Regions from separate parts of the Homo sapiens genome. Here region 1 is linked to region 2. Evidence: chromatin loops called from intact Hi-C (ENCODE). Cell type or tissue: Calu3. All regions are shown on one strand.

Region 1 (2,500 bases), 480 kb before region 2:
TACTTGTATTCATGGCTTAAGGCAATATATAAAGTTGAGACTACAGAGAGAGTCTCAGGAAATGTAATAAAGTGTGGGTCAGATAATGCTAAAGTAAAAAAGTATTAATTTTCCTAAATGTGTAAGAGTCATGTGATTCAGCTGGGATATATCAAGGAAACAATGAACTTAATTATGGGCAGCACTAACCTCCTCACACTTTATCTAGATAGGCTCAGTCCTGGAAGCTGTCGTATGTCTTGAATTTATAATTGCCTTGAATAGGAAAAAACAGCTTTATTTCATTTAAAAATTAAAAGGATAGAAAACACCACTCTATGACTAAGAACAGGGCTCAGCCTGATCTTAACTTGTGTTCCAGAAACCTCCTGGTTTCAGAAGTGAAGAGCTGGAGTGTTGTCAGTGCTTCTGTGAATATATGACATTGCTGTAAATCATATGGCATTAAATACTCCAGAACCAATTGCTCAAGCCATTTAGAAGTCCACGTAATCTAAACAAACTTAGACTGATATTAAGCTGCCCATTTTTCTTCACCCTCTGCCTATAATGAAGAGACCACAAATTCCATTTTGCTGAGTCCCTCCCATGAGGCTGAGGCTGTGTCAGCAAACATCTGCACCTAAAAATAACAACAATAAATAGGTAAACCCTGAGAAATGCTGACAAAAAATTATAAAGCTCATAAAAAATTATCATTAAATGCTGATTTTATTAAAAAATTTAATGCTGATTTAAAAAATGATAATTTTTTAGCAGCAAAGAATGACTGCCCTCCAGTCAACACAAAACTATGCTCAACACATACACACCCACACACAGAGCTAATTAAGAGTAACAGCTTTCAGAACATTTTAGCCTGTGGCTCTATTAAGTATTGGCTACAGCAAGGCATGAGTGCAGAGTGCCTTTTACTTATTTCAGTCATGTAATCATCGGATGGGTTCTTCCTGCCCAGTGCACAGACAAATCAATCCACTGAGACTACAGCATTACAGTAGAGAACTGGTTTAATTGATGTGAGGCTGGCCCACATGAGAGAATTGAAGTTACCACTCATATCATAGCTAGGGAATGGGTGCTCTTTACTGACTGACGATGAAATCATAGGGGTGTGGAAAGTGGTACTCATATGCTGAGTACACCTCTGGGTGGGGCTACAGGATCAGTTGAGTCATGAATCTGGGTGGGAACAGTCTGAAAGGTATCTCAAAAAACCATTTTTAGCTTCTACAATAGTGATGTTATCAATAGGAGTAACTGGTCAAGCCACAAATCTTGTGACCTCTGGCCACATAACTCCTGAGCAGTAAAGGATTATAGACACTATGCCTACATCTTAGCAGAGTCCAGGCCCCTCCCATGATCCTATTCTTGCGACTTTTCATTAGTTTCACAAGGGTGGTTTTGGGTCTCTGAGCAAAGAGAAGAGTAGTTTTAGGAGGGGGTATTATTGTTGTTGTTTTCAAGTTAAACTGTAAACTAAATTCCTCCCAAAGTTAGCTTGGCCTATGCACAAGAATGACCAAGGACAGCTTGGGGGTCAGAAGCAAGATGGAGTCAACTATGTCAGATATCTCTCAGTAGAAAGTTCACAAAAGCAGCTTCACTAGACTGTGAACTTAGGAGAAATATTCCACATGTTGCAAAAGAAATGTTTCAGGTCAAAGCTGAGATAAATATTCAAAAAATAAGTTAATGAAGTCGCCTAGATGAATTCATGGAGCAGAATCAATAGAGGCCCCAAAACAAACAAACAAAAAAAAACAGGTAATACAAAACCTGGATGAATACTGCTGAAGAACTTCTGCCAAGGTGCTTCTGGTAACATTTATATGTTCGAGGTGCTAATGTGTTTATGGTGTTTGAACATTTTCAGTAAGCTACAGCTAAAAAAGTTATTTCTACTCCTGATGGCATGTTGGATCTTTAAAAAAATATTAGTAATGGGTATCAAATCACCACCTTCTGATTTAACTTATCTCCTTGTAGCCTGGGCATCACATTTTAAAATCTGATTTTTTAAAAGTGTCCCAGAGATTTCTAACATGCAGCAAATGTTGAAATTCACTGAGTGACAAAAACACACTTGAATAAATGTACATTCCTACCCATTCCATCCCCCAAAGATTGCAGCTTCTCATCTGTTGCTATACCAAACCAAGTATCAGGATGATAAAAATGGGATTCTTTTATGTTTTAATTATGCTCTAGAAAAGAGATTGGCCTGCCTGCATTTGTAAATAAAAATTTTACGGAACACAACTATGGTTTCTATTTTTCATCTATTGTACTACTATGTTGGAGTTGAGTAACTGCAACAAAGACTGTATGTCAGCAAAACTGATTGGCGCTTTACAGGAAGTTTGCTGACCCCTGACTGATGGGACTAACTGGGCCACTCTTGCTCCTTGCCTATTTTTTATTCATTATCTTCCCTCATCATTGCCAGTAAGCTACAGGAGGGGTAAGAAAAGTTAGATGGGCAGAGAATCTCTAC
Region 2 (2,500 bases):
ATTTTAGCTTTCTGGGACCTTCAGCTAAGCCATGGTCAGACTTCTGACCTATAGCAGTGTGGGATAATAAAATGGCTGTTTCTTCAAGCAGTAAAGTTTGTGGAAATTTGTTGTACAACATTACAAACCTAACACACTAATATAAAGGGTTCTGTATTTGAATTTTGGAATTTAGGAAAGCTGAGTTCCTGGATCCATTACTGTAATTGATTAGATAGCCTAAAACAAGGCAATGGCTTTCCTTAATGCCTTCCCTTAGCCTGTAGAATCCCATAACAAAGCAGCTTAATATTACACAAAGTAATATATTCAGAATTTAAATACGTCCTTAAAACAAATGTAGAAATAAAATATTCACTTTGCTTTGCTTTTCTTACATTGTGAAGAATCCCTCCTATCTGTCATAAAAATGACTTGATTTTAATTAGGAGTCTAACAAAAAAAGTAACTATGATATTCCAAAAAAAACTCAGTCATCAGTTCTGGCAAACATTCTGTTAATAAATGATGTTATTAGTATTTTATGTATTTAATTTTAATGATTCTGAAATAATTATCGATATTATAATTTATTATTTAAGTCTACTATTCTATAAGTAAATCTAGGTTAATCTGGCAGAAACCACTGCTCTGAACTCAGTGGAAAAAAAGGAGAGAGAGAAATCTATTCAGTTTACCTTGAAAAATTCTCTGAGCAATCTCTTTAAAGCACACGTACAAAAATTAGAATTTAGAATTTAACAATTCAGAATTTCAGCGATTTTCATTTAGAATTTCAGCAATTTACATTCTTTTAATAATTGCTTCAGTGATGATGTTATTAAAATAAAGTACCTGCATTTGCCATGATGAAGTATCAACACAAGTCATTTGTTTTACAAAAGGTATTGGCTGCCATCTCTTGGACTGTGTGAGCATTGTGCTTCAAAAAGAATAAACAAACCCTCAGCCTTTGAAAAAATTTCTTCACAAAAGAAATCAAAAAAAGGTGTGAATAGTTGAGCAGCAAACAAATATTAATTGTATGTATTTGATTATTTCACTTAGAAACATGACTTACATATGTGGTTAATTTTTCTTGGATGTGTTTTTAAAAGGTGTATTCAAACAGGAGGCAAATAAATGTATACATTATCCTAATTTTAGATTTTATGTTTTTATTTAAAACATTATTTGCACAGTTTCACTTAATGATTTTTCCATCTTATTCTATAGTTATGGCTACAACACTAGTCACTTCTCTCTTTAATATATGAGTTAAGATGCCAAGTCTGATTCCTTTCTTCTGAACCTAATTGACAGTACAAATCCTTCAGAGATAAATAATTATGGTTTCTCACTAGAATCAAGTTTATTTTCATCTTACAGATATCATGTGGTTGAAACTAATAGGACAAAGAGAACGCTTAATTATTGATATAAAACTAAACTACACTCATTTTACGGAAGTTAGTGATAAAAACTCACATTTCAATCTTCTCTCCATTCATGATTGATTCTGTATGGCATCTGTACATACTTTTTAAAATTCTATAAATTAATGATTTTCTAAAAGAAGAAAGTATTTGAGAAGACTCAGTCTCTAAATATATATTTAATTTTACCTATAAGATACCTAACGTGAAAGACTATAAAAGTAAAAACCAAAAAAATTAAAAACAAAGGCAGTTTTTCTGTCATATAAAAGGAAATTGTATCACAACCTACAAATAACCAAATGTAAATTAAATAAGTCTGTTTTTATAGTAATAACTGTGAATAAATGCAAACATCATACTCCCATCAGAGCTCACTATGTATGTGAGAAGTAGAAACCTCCCTTGGCAATTAGTAGATTGCAGTAATAGTGTGCAGTTTTGTAATAGAACATTTTGTTACTTTTTAAAACTTTGGGTTTCTATTTTTAATATGTTCTATTAAACAATTTGAGATAGTAAAAAGAAAACCATTTAATTGCTTCTGAGGTTGTGAAAACTCCTTGGGTATTTGAAATGATCTAACTTTAAAATAATTATTATTATGTTGTTAAGAATTGAGTGTTCATGTAATTCACAATTATTTGCCTTCTCACCAGGCAGATCATCTAGGATGAAATTACAGAAAAATTAAGGAATGGTGTGTCAGATATACAAGTAGTTTTGAATTCAAATTTGATTATTTAAGTAGTAAAATTCACATTGCTTAATTTCTTAATTATCTAGGCAAAAACTTCAAGTGAAATACCAAATATGTGGAAAGTAGAAAATATGTGAATACAAAGAGAATCCTAACTCTTGTCACCAAGAAAAGAACAGTGTTGATGTTGCTGGTTTAGAGCTGTAAAGTTGTGACACCTGGTGGATATTGTTGAAAAGGCACGTGATACAGCAAAAGAAACTATTGACAAAGTAAACAGACAACCTACAGAGTAGGAGAAAATATTTGCAAACTATGCATCTGACAAATCTATAAGTAACTTAAAACAAATTTAGAAGAGAAAAATAACCCCTTAAATAGTGGG

The links. Peaks named below come from ENCODE experiments on the same cell type or tissue, not always from the same donor. Only the 100,000 strongest peaks of a DNase experiment are listed, where the experiment ranks them.
Region 1: a loop joins it to region 2, with 7 times the contacts of the local background. A loop is called at or near these places in 8 of 110 quality-filtered maps.

Annotation. Positions count from the first base shown.
Region 1 is chr2:185,978,809-185,981,308 of GRCh38, forward strand. No RefSeq gene overlaps it. Among named protein-coding and RNA genes, the nearest start is that of LINC01473, 110 kb to the right of the region's middle. In Calu3, no CTCF peak of the experiment used is centred here; a DNase peak (open chromatin) is centred at 1,133.
Region 2 is chr2:186,458,319-186,460,818 of GRCh38, forward strand. The region is part of intron 1 of LOC105373785 (a long non-coding RNA gene); the gene reads right to left. Among named protein-coding and RNA genes, the nearest start is that of ZC3H15, 27 kb to the right of the region's middle. In Calu3, CTCF peaks have their summits at 953 and 2,384 (motif pointing left); no DNase peak of the experiment used is centred here.